2 separate regions of the Homo sapiens genome follow, and region 2 is linked to region 1. The links are chromatin contacts, found by Hi-C or POLR2A ChIA-PET in ENCODE. All regions are on one chromosome and are shown on one strand. Each heading gives the region's core, a stretch centred on a gene start or an enhancer-like site at or near the end of the contact. The rest is flanking DNA. Distances are from core to core; before and after follow the strand shown.

Region 1 (5,881 bases), core at 2,052-4,551:
AGCTTCCCCCGAATCAAGCTTCCAGTGACCCCCGCCAGCGGCTCCTCCCTGCATTCTGGTCCTTTCCAGCCCAGAGTCCCTTCCAGGGGCGCAGGGAGCAATGCCCTCCTACTAAAGGGGCATCTGCATCTTCTCGCTCACGGGCCCTCCTCTTCGGCCGCTCCCTTCTCTCTGTGTGTCTGTCTTTCTGGGTCTCTCTCTCCCACGTACCCCCACCCCACACAGCTCCCCGTAACCCACTCTCCCTTTACTCCCCATTTCTCCCCGACCCCCCACGACAACTTCCGCCTCCCCTCCTCTTCCACATCCTGCCTCTTGTCCTCCTTATCCCGGCTGCCTGCCGTTTCCGTGGTCTATTTTTGCCAGCCTTTGTCTTTGTTTCTCTTCCCCCCTTTTTCTCCAGGGCCCTCCCTTCCCTCCCCTGTTTTGCCTCCTCCTCCCAAGGCGCCTTTGTCCCCAGGCCCTCTCGAGGGCCTGCATAGCCTGGCCTGGCCAGCAAGGCCCGGCCCTGCTAGCAAGGCCCAGCCGGCCAGCACACTCGCTCCCGGCCACCGCGATGCCACTGAAACCCCTCCCTGCTCTGCAGCCAGAGGAGGAAGGGAGAGCCTGGGCAGAAGGGACACTTTTTCATCTTCATCGCTAACAGAAGTGCTCATGGCTGAGTGGCCACGGACAGAGGGACAGAGGACTCAGCCAGGAGCTGAAGGCACTCAGGCATGTGTCTCAAAGCCAGCTGTTGACTAATAACACTGAACACTGCACCATTTTCAACACGTGAAGTTAATTTAAGAAAAAAATGAAAAACAATGACACCCGGAGAGGACATGGCAGTGTTAAAATAAGGACGCTTGCACCCTGTGGATGGCATTACAGATGGGCTCCACTCTGCGGGAAAGCAAGAGAGCCTCATCGATATCCAAAGCCATCAAAATGTTCATACCCCTGTGGCCGACTAATCTCCCTCCTGGGAATTTTTCCAAATGATCTTTCATCATCAAAAGGAAAGGATAAAAACGCTACAGGCACGCAGATATTCACTGTGGCACACTCTATTGAGGAAGAAAAGCAGGAAACGGCCTTAGTATCTAACCAAAGGGAGATGGTTTCATGAAAAATGGTGTGACACAAAAGATGACCACGTGGCCACTAAAAAGCTTCCATCACGGCGAAGACTAGGTAAAACGTCATCTCCGCTGATGACGGTAGAGGAGAAAATGGAAAGAAACCAGCATGTTCACTGTGCCTGTAATGACATAAAAGTATGTGTACAGATGGGCCAAGACCAAGAGGAATAAGTGGAAAATCGATACAAGCAATCCTCAGTAGCCAAATCCATCCAGCTCCCGAGTTCAGACAGGGAAGGGTGCCAAATGATCCAGATCCACGTGATTGTGGAGTTGGGGACGTCAAGCGGCAAGAGTTCGCCAAGTGAGGAATTTATCTGAAAATACATCCAAACCCATTCAGCTGGTGTATACTTGGGTAGGGTAGGATTTCCATACTTGGGTGAATTGTATGAAGAGGTTTTTTTCGTCTTCTTTTAAATTATCTTCCATGTTCCACTGATACTGTTTTTGCAATTAAATAAAGGAAAATCAGAATTCTCGTGTCCAGGGCTTTGGAGCCCACAGAGGGCTTTCCCACACATAATCTTCCCTGAGCCTCACAAAAGCTCTGTAAGGAAGCAGGGCAGGGAGTTTTACTAACCCCGTTTTTACCAAGAAAACGAGGACTCAGAAAGGGTGTGACTTGCCCAGAGTCTCACACAGCCATGCGGTGACAGAGACGGGACTCAAAAGGCAAGGGCTGGCCCAGCCCTGTCCTCACCAGGCTCTTGTAAGGCCAACCCCAGACACCGGCACTCCAGCCCCCTAGACATCTCTGGAGCTGTCGCCCTGTGATGGGTGACACCGTTCCTGAGCCCTCACGAGGATAATGCCTGCAAGGGTAATGGCCAGACCCCACATGGGTCAGGAACAGGAACCCACCACAAAACCCCTACCCCAGTCTCTCAGCTCAGCCCGCGCAGCCCAACGAGAGCCAAGGCTATGCAGTCAAGCAGTCACCAGTTCAAATCTCGACCCCTCCACTGTGTGCAGGCTGGACCCCTTGGAGCCTCCACACAGCCAGGAGAAAAACTGGCATTACACAGGGGAAACTCTTAGGATCACTAGATAAAAGGAGAAAGTGTGTATTCTGCACCCAGTTCGATGCCTGCCCCATCTCAAGTGCTCCCTATGCCTCCGTGTCCTCCTTGGGGCCTGTGCATTTGCTCTCCTTGTCTGGAATGTTCTACCCAGACACCCCAGGGTGGCTCCCTCCTTCACCCTCCTTAAAGTTTCACATCAAGTGTTAGCCTGGTAGAGGACTGGCCACGCCACAAACACCTGCTCCCTTTGCCCTGTGTGGGTCTTGTCTTCTTCAGGGCCCTTATTCCCCCGCCATGCTAGGCATTTGGTTTTTCGTTTTTGAGACAGTCTCCCTCTGTCGCCCAGGCTAGAGTGCGATGGCGTAATCCCGGCTCACTGCAACCTCCACCTCTCGGGTTCAAGCAATTCTCCTGCCTCAGCCGCCCGAGTAGCTGGGATTCCAGGCACACACCGCCACACTCAGCTAATTTTTGTATTTTTAGTGGAGACAGGCTTTCACCATGTTGGCCAGGCTGGTCTCGAACTCCTGAGCTCAAGCAATTTGCCCAACTTGGCCTCTCAAAGTGCTGGGATTACAGGCATGAGCCACCACGCCCGATCCATGCTAAGCATTTGTATGCTGGTTTGTTACAATAGCATCAGGCCTCTGCACTGGGCTCTCCTGACCACGAGAACAGAAACATCATTCACTGTGATGCTATATTCCTTGCACACAGTAGGAGCACAGAAAACCAATGAATTAACTACTAACTGGTAGTGATGACTCTGTCAGAGAGGAACAGGAACCTTTAGCTACACCTAACCTCTTACAGCCCCTGAGGGATGTCAGGCTCCTTGGGACACTACAGGCCTCTGGCACAGGCGTGCAGGCGTGTCCACAGGTCTCTTGCCCTCTCTCACTTCCCCTCTCACTCCCCAGGGACCCAAAGAGCACCAGTCCAAAGGCTGGTACTGAGAAGATATCAAGAATCCCGGTGGCCGGAAACACATAAAAAACTGTCTTTCTGCAGCAGAAACTGCAGATTTCAGGACATCACTGGATTCTGAACCCCTAGAAAAGGTCAAATTCCTAGCACTGGAGAGCTGGGGAAGTTCCCGAGACTCTCCTTCCCCTGTGCCTCCTCCTGCCAGAGTTGGCATTTGCCAAAAGCTCCCAGCGTGAAGGGCCCTTCGCTGGGCACTACGCACACATCGCACATCAGCTCTCTCCCCCTCCCTGAACGAGCCTGGGCAGTGCCGTTTCACAGAGAAGGGAGGGGGGCTCCATAAAACCAGAAGCAGGAGCCAAGGCCATCCCACAGCTGGGTCCTGGGAGAATGGTGGCCTCGTGGGTCTGTTTGGTGACAGGGTGTGCTGGGTTCCTGCACTCTGAAAGTCACACACTTGTAAAGTCTTCCAGACCTCCGGGTACAGCGGCACTTTTGGAAAGAGGGACTCACAAAGGAGACCTCTCCTGCTGGTCTCTCACCCAAGCCCCTGCACCCAAGTGATGTACCTGAATAATACGCTCTGACTACCGAGGAGAAAAAAGTACCAGTGTATTGTGGTACTCCTTTCCTCAGGGCCTGGAGCCTCTGCAAGTAAAGTCCCCCTCTGTGGGGAACAAGCACTACCTCCCCTCTTCACCCACCAACTCCAGCTCCTCCTCTCCTGTGCACATAGAAGTCACCTCCTCCAGAAAGCCCTCCCTCACCCCTCAAGTCAGCCTCTGAGTGCACCATCAGCATCTGTATGGGCACATCGTACCCCTCCTTGCCCGCCTTTCCTCATGCCACCAGCTAGGGATGTGAGCTCCCCAAGGCCTTGGACCAGCTGGGCCTTCATGGGTGCATCTCCTGTGCCTGAGAGTATGGCCAGGACAAAGCAGACAATCAAACTGAAAAATGAATGAATAACAAAAGAATGAACGAATAGAATGAATGAAAGCAGAAAGAATGGGAAGAGACTGAATGAAAAAAAAAATGAATGAAAGAATGAAGCATGAATGAAACTCACAGGAAGGTCTGAAAGGCCATCTCTTCCAGTGCCTGCCAGAGACAGGAAGCAAAGTCCAGCATCAATGACAGTGGCTCACATCTGATTCTACAGTGGCAACTACATCGCTCTGCCAGAGATTATTCTCTCCCCGTCTTCCAGATCACACTGGGCCTGCAGAACAGCGAAGAGCCAGGAGCTGTGGGGAGAGTTCCCGAAGAGGAGTACAGAGGTTCTGTGCCCTCCCAAGGCTCTCCTGAAAGTCACAGGAGCCTCCCTGGTGCTGCGGTAAAGCAAGGAAGCTGATGACTGCCCAGGAGTGCCACCAAGGAGAAGGGGCACACAGAGAGGGGATGGGGGAAGGAACAGGCATGTCACCCTTATAGCAGTCCCAGGAGACGCATATATCCACTGTTTCGGGGAGAACCAGACACAGAGGAGGCCAACAATCAAAACCTGCAGGTGGAATGAGTGGATGACTACAATGATGGCTAACAGCACACTCCCTCCGTGCATCGGGCCCAGTTCTAAGCACTTCATACGTATTACTCATTTAATCCTCCCTGCAACCCAGTGAGGTAGACACTATTATGCCCAGTTTAGAGACAGGGAAACTGAGGCACAGGGACTCTCAGCGGGTGACCCAAGGTCACCCACTAGGAAGTGGAGGAAGTGGAGGAAGAGGAATTTAAAACCCATGCAGACTGGCTCTGGAATATGAGCCCTTAACCCCCTACGGTCGCACTCTCTCAGCTTCGGTGTGCTACGGTCACGGAGCTAATCAGAACCATAACAATAATAACAATGTACTCATCTTTAGTATGCTAAGGTCATGCAGCCAATAAAATAAAAGTCATGCAGCAGTCTCAGTTTACTATGCAAACGGCGTCTTGCCAACAATAATAAACAATAAAACAACAATAAATAAAAATAAAATAAAATAATAATTAAAGTAAGATGCGAGGCTGCCAGGGCATCCCAATGGCACCTCCAGGTTGCAAAGAGCAGAAGCCGAGAGCAGTCATTCCATGCAAGAAGAGGCATTCGAAGATCGTCTAGTAACCGTGTTTGCAGAGCCGGAACATCCTTTTTGTTTGTTGATAGGGGATTGCTCTGAGATGCTGCTGGGCTAAGCCCCCTGAAGCTGCTCTCTGGCACCACAGCTCTTGAGCCTTTACTCCGTGCCAGGCACCAACCAAACACTTTGCATGGGTTTTTTCCTTTAATCCTCACACAGACCCTGTGAGAGTGGTGCAAGGAAGCCACAGTTTGCACATAAAGCAAGCTGAGGCTCAGAGTGGTTAAGTGACTTGCCCAGTGTCACAGAGCTAGGAAATGATATCTGAACTCAGCCGCTCTCTGACCACAAAGCCCAGAGCCTTGCGCTCTGGCTCTGGCTTCCTTCGCCTTGGGAGAGGAGTTGCTGCCTGGAAGCCACGCGGGCCATGCTGCCCAGCCTGCCCATTCCCGCCAAGCCGGCCCGCTTGGCAGGCCACAGGCTCAGAACCCCTCACTTCAAAGTGATTCACCCTCAAGGGCTGTGTGGTTTGGTCTGGGGCCTCGGGAGTGGAGCAGTCAGAGCCCCACTCGGCCCTGACCACCCAGGTTTGAAGCGGGTTCCTCAGGACCTCAGGAATCCAGGTGCCAGCTCGCCGTGACCGCCCGGGACAGCCTTGCTTAGCAGAGGCCACCATTTCTCAAGAAGTCACGCTGGGGCTCCCAGGTAGAGCAGTGAGGCTCAGGAGGCAAGGGAGGGT
Region 2 (5,881 bases), core at 1,111-3,610, 91 kb before region 1:
CCACGTCTGTGACCCGGCCGTGAGAAACTCTATTGACAAGTTTCATTGAGTGCTGGTCCCGCTCTCTGCCCAGGGTCAAGTATTCCCAATGACTTATTTTTAAAAAGCAAATTCGGGCACTAACTGAGAAAGAATTCAGATTTAGCCTAGAACAGTTGCTCAACAAGTGACAAGAATAGATCAGTGGCCGATCCCATTCAGGGTTAAAGAACAGAGCCTCCTTTTCTACCATCAGGCCCACAGCTGTATGAGAGGCCCGGAGCCCCGACCCCGGGGGGAAGTGCCGGTGACAGGGTGGGGACATTCGCACAGACATGAGGCCCAGGACTTGCCCAATGCTGTCGCCGTCAATAGGGAGACAAAGGGGCCAGGCAGGCCAGATGTTGGCAGCAACTCCCTTGCAACCCCAGGAACAATTCCTTCTTTCACTGCCTGATCAGACGGCCAAGGTCAGAGGCAATGCCAGCCAGAGCTTACCCTCTGAGTGCCAAGGCCCTTTAGAGAAATTTAAATAATTTTAGATAGAAACACTCCTTCTTTCCTCGCTTTAAGCAGATGGCAGGGAGTAGCCTTTGCCCTTTCTTGCTGATGCAATTGTCCCTTGGAGCATCTGCTACCCCACACTGCCACCGTCAGGAGCTCCTGAAGCAGTGGAGAGCTGCTGGCCCCCGAATGGTGTCCCCCAACTGCCGTGCACTCTTTATCTTCATTTTCTTTCTGTCATTTTCGTTTTACCCCCGCCGACTTTGTGCTGTTGGGCATTCCGCTCGCCGTTCATGAAAGCGTTCCCTCTTGCTTCATCCTGATTTGCTGCTTTTAGTTTCATGGTCTTGGAAACCCAAGCAATACACTAGTCAGGACTGTGCCCTGCATGGGAGCGAGGCCCTGCTGGGAATGCAACCAAAGAGTTAGAGTGTGGCAGCCACCGTGACTTTGGTACACTTCTCTACCTGGATTCTGGGCTGGGTTCGGAGTGTTTGCTGGAAAGTGGTCTCTGAATAAGCAGGGTGTTCCTCCGTTTACCATCAACAAGGTGCACAGATGACTCAAAGCTCAGAGGTCCTTACAACTGAAAACCCAGCCCACTGGACTCCAGGGAGCAATGAAAAACCACTTGCTACCCTTTAGGGGAGGCCTTTGAGGACCCTTCCCAGTCCCCACACATCCCTTCTCAAGCTCAGTCTGATAAGTGGCTTTCAGAAGCACTGCCTTGGCCCTGTCACGCTCAAGGAGACTGGGGACACCCTGGCAAGTTGGCAAAAAAAATATTCCAAGGAGGGGTTCCTGGAGGCACTGGGCTGAACATTTGGGGAAGAGGCTTGACATGGTTTGGGTCTGTGTCCCCACCCCAGACTCATGTTCAATTATAATCCCCAATGTTGGAGAAGGGGCCTGTGGGAGGTGATTGGATCATGGGGGCAGTTTCTCAGGATTTAATACCATCCCTCTTGGTATTGTTGGCGTGATAGTGAGTTCTCATGAGATCTGGTGGTTTAAAGTGTGTGGCACCTCTCCCCGCCAGCTCTCTTCGTCCTGCTCAAGCCATGTGATGTGCTGGCTCCTCCTTTGCCTTCCACCTGAGGCCTCCCCAGAAGCTGATGCTGCCATGCTTTCTGCACAGCCTGCAGAACCGTGAGCCCATTAAACCTCCTTTCTTAAAATTACCCAGTCTCAGGTATTTCTTTAGAGCAAGGTAAGAACTGATTAATACAAGGCCCCTCTGCAGAGAAGGAAAAGAGCAGGGACTAAAGGGTTCTGGGGATCAGGCTCCCTGGGTCCCAACCCCAGCTCTGCCACCCCAGAGCTGTCTGCGTGAGGAAGTGGTTCCCTTGCCCTGTGCCTCGGTTTTCCCTCTGTAGCAACCTCAGGGTGTTATGGTGAGGAATAAGGATAGCACTATTCCTAAAATGCCAAGCTCGGCTATTCCCCTTCTAGGTGAATACCCCAAAGAACTGAAAACATGGACTCAAACAAATACAGCCAAGCACTGCATAACAACGTTCTGGTCACGATGGACCACATTTATGACTGCGGTTCCATAAGATTATGATTCCATATTTTTACTGTGCCTTTTCTATGTTTAGATATGCTTAGACACACAAATACTTACCACTATGTTACAACTGCCACCAGTATTCAGTAGAGTAACCTGTTGTACAGGTTTGTGGCCTAGGAACAATAAGCCGCACCTCACAGCCCAGGTGTGAGGCAGGCTACACCATCGAGGCTTCTGTGAGCACACTCCAGGATGTTCGCTCAGTGACTAAATCACCTAACTACGCGCTTCCCGGAACGTATCCCCATCGTGAAACAATGCATGACTACACTTGTACAAGAATGCTCACGGCCGCTTATTCACGACAGCCAAAAAGGTGAAAACAACACAAACGTCCATCAACAGATGAATGGATAAGAAAGAAAAATGATACATACAGACAATGGAGTATCATTCTGCCATCAAAAGGAAGGCAGTGCTGACACATGCTGCAACACGGAAGAACCCTGACAACATGACGCTGAGGGAAAGAAGCCAGTGGAAAAAGACCATGTACTGTGTGATTGTACTGCTATGAAAAGTCCAGAAGAGGAAAGCCCAAAAAGACAGAAATTGATGGCTGTCAGGGGGCTGGAAGAGAGGGGAATGGGGAATGACTGCTAATGGGCACGAGATTTCGTGCTGGGGTGGAGAAGAGGTTTCGGAATTAGATAGAAGTGGCAGTTACACAACATCGCGAATTTGCTAAAGGCCGCTGAACTATGCTCTTGTTTGTTTGTTTTTGAGACAGAGTCTCGCTCTGTTGCCCAGGCTGGAGTGCAGTGGCATGATTTCGGCTCACTGCAACCAGGAGCAGTGGCTCACGCCTGTAATCCCAGCAGTTTGGGAGGCGAAGACGGGTGGATCACTTGAGGTCAGGAGTTCGAGACCAGCCTGGCCAACATGGCAAAACCCTGTCTCTACTAAAAATGCAAAAATTAGCTGGGTGTGGTGGCAGGCATCTATATAGTCCCAGCTACTTGGGAGGCTGAGGCACAAGAATTGCTTGAACCCAGGATGCAGAGGTTGCAGTGAGCCGAGATCACGCCACTGCACTCCAGCCTGGGTGACAGAGTGAGACTCCATTTCAAAAATAAAAAAATTAAAAAAAGAAAGAAAAGAGAAAGAAAACAAACCCAAAATAAATTAAGTGGGCAATTTCATATGAGGTGAATTTATCTCAATTAGAAAGACAAAAATACCTTAGCTTAGTGCCCAGCGTGTAGCTCACCATGTCACAAACAGGCTCCAGAGCCGGGAGACATAGGGCACCTCGCTTCTCTGATTCTTGTCTGTCCCCTAAAGGGGTCTGATCACGGCCCTGCCCTCAAGGCCCTACATCACAGCTGCTGTAAAGCTGGAGATTAGGAATGGGAGCTGAGGGAGGGTGTCAAGGCAGCTAAGCAGGTTAGGAAACCCCTGCCTCCATCTTAAGGGGAGAATGAACTCTTGGGAGCCCCAAGACACTGGTTCCATTCTACTGGAAATATCCGTTCTTCAGAAAGACAAGTTGAGCCACAGTTATCCTAGCTTCAAACTTTTTAAACCTGTCATATCATTTTTTTTTTAATTTCTTTTTTTGAGACGGAGTCTCGCACTGTCGCCCAGGCGGGCTGGAGTGCAGTGGTGCGATCTCGGCTCACTGCAAGCTCCGCCTCCCGGGTTCACGCCATTCTCCGGCCTCAGCCTCCCGAGTAACTGGGACTACAGGCGTCCGCCACCACGCCCAGCTAATTTTTTTGTATTTTTCAGTAGAGACGGGGTTTCACCATGTTAGCCAGGATGGTCTCGATCTCCTGACCTCGTGATCCATTTTTTTTTAAGTGGCAGAACTCTTTTTTTACATGAAATCTTTGCCCAGAGTCCCTTAAAACAGAAGGCAGGTGACACTCAGCGGGAGGTGTTGCCTTCAGGGGGGAGCAGGGCTGGGCCATGCCCCCTCTACCTCTTCCACACCTGCTATGGTTCAGGGACAATCTCTCCAAGTCCACATTTTCCCTCTTCCCAGTGAGACAACCAAGAAAGGGCCTGGCAGGGTTCTGCTGGTTTCCTTCAAGAAGGAGGCTCAAGGTGAACATGACACTAAGGGGCAGGATTGCTGTCCAGTTAGAAACTGGCTTCCGAGGTCTGGAGGGCTGTTTTGGGGCACAGAGGAAGGGGCTGGATTTGTGGTGGCTCAAGAGAGCAGAGCTAGGGCCAAAGAGTACCAGTCAGAGGGACAAAGGTGAATGCCTTCCACACCTGAGAGCTGCCCCATGGAGGCCCCAGGAGGACCAGCTGCTGGCCTCTGTCTTGCAAGGACCGCCACCACCCTTCACCTTCATCTTCCTCCTCATTGTTAAGAAGTAACCCCTTATCATCCCTGCAATAGCCCTAGGAGGCAGGGGGGTGCCATCCCCATGTCCCTGCAGGGGAAACTGAGGCACAGAGAGGCGAGGGTGCTTGCCCTAGGTCAACTGGAATTCTTATCTGAATCCGAGATTCTATGGAAGAAAAACAGACTCAGGAGAGGCAAATTGCTTTCTGGAGCTGAAGAAGCTGAGCTAGATCTGGAACTGTGTCTCCTGACTCTTAGTCCAGTGTTCCCTCTGCTGTCTCCCACTGGCCAGCACAGAAAGGAGAAGAAGCATCTGGGGTCAGATGGCACAACCTTGGACCTCGCAGGCCAGGTCTCCGGGGCAGCAAGTGGCTTTGGAGTGAAGGCTTCCCTGCAATGGCACGGGCTTATCTGCCATGGAACTTTTCCGACGCCAGTGCAGGAAGGGAGCAGGTGTTGGCTGCTTCCAGGCCATGGTCCCCAGAGAGGGACACAGAGGATGTATGCACAGTCTTTTGTGATGTCTCCCACGTGCAAAAAACCAAAATGTCTTTATCCAACTGGCTGGGAAGAACATCCTACACACCAGCCCATGGCATGGAGATTTCATACTTTATGGACTGAAGGGACCAGAGGAAGGGGTGGGGAAATTCACAAGGACAGCTCTCTCCAATGTGAGCTCCGAGATGAGATCGTTTTTGGAGAAGGAAGGAGAGAGGGAGACACAAAACATCTGGAGAACTCTCTCTGTGTTCTTCCCCTTGCTCAGGTATACAATTCAAAGTAACAAGACCCAGCACTCACATAGCTCAGGGCTGGGACTGCCATTGACCAGGGAGAGATTAAGGGACTCTGTACTCTTTATGACAAAGACCCCAGGAAGAGCAGGAAAGAGACCTTATATGCAGTGTCTCTCACTTTTAGTTAAATGATGACGATGGTGATAGTGGTGATGCTGTAACAGTGGTGACGAAGATGATGGTGGTGATGAAGGTGATGGTTATGATGGTGGTGATGATGGTGATGGTGACAGTGATAATAATGTAGTGGTAATGGGGATGATGGTTATGATGGTGGTGATGGTGATGATGGTGATGGTGATAGTGATAATAATGTAGTGGTAATTGGGATGATGGTGGTGATGAAGGTGATGGTGATGATGGTGATGGTGATAGTGATAATAAAGTAGTGGTAATGGGGATGATGGTGGTGATGAAGGTGATGGTGATGATGGTGATGGTGATAGTGATAATAATGTAGTGGTAATGGGGATGATGGTGGTGATGAAGGTGATGGTGATGATGGTGATGGTGACAGTGATAATAGCGTAGTGGTAATGGGGATGATGGTGATGATGAAGGTGATGGTGATGATGGTGATGGTGACAGTGATAATAGCGTAGTGGTAATGGGGATGACGGTGATGATGAAGGTGATGGTGATGATGGTGATGGTGATAGTGATAATAGCGTAGTGGTAATGGGGATGACGGTGATGATGAAGGTGATGGTGATGATGGTGATGGTGATA

The links. A loop is a pair of places that touch in the nucleus more often than their neighbours do. ChIA-PET counts read pairs that join two places held with the same protein, here RNA polymerase II (POLR2A). Pooled maps may share reads with other maps.
Region 2: a loop to region 1 is called in a map of mammary epithelial cell, with 2.4 times the contacts of the local background. The contact joins two enhancer-like sites. A Hi-C loop is called at or near these places in 5 of 168 maps with a recorded cell type or tissue (PC-9, Panc1, endothelial cell of hepatic sinusoid and 2 more) and 4 of 50 pooled maps. POLR2A ChIA-PET finds 5 or more read pairs at or near these places in 3 of 52 experiments (MCF 10A, Panc1 and WTC11).

What each region holds. Positions count from the first base shown.
Region 1 is chr16:81,487,207-81,493,087 of GRCh38, reverse strand. All of the region lies in intron 1 of CMIP (c-Maf inducing protein), which reads right to left. Among named protein-coding and RNA genes, the nearest start is that of MIR7854, 44 kb to the left of the region's middle. RefSeq lists an enhancer at 3,096-3,165. Within about 2 kb of position 3,301, at least 3 of the 41 ENCODE cell types and tissues checked have a DNase peak (open chromatin) inside an H3K27ac peak, as active enhancers do.
Region 2 is chr16:81,577,695-81,583,575 of GRCh38, reverse strand. The region is part of intron 1 of CMIP (c-Maf inducing protein); the gene reads right to left. Among named protein-coding and RNA genes, the nearest start is that of MIR6504, 31 kb to the left of the region's middle. RefSeq lists an enhancer at 579-1,396. Within about 2 kb of position 2,360, at least 14 of the 41 ENCODE cell types and tissues checked have a DNase peak (open chromatin) inside an H3K27ac peak, as active enhancers do.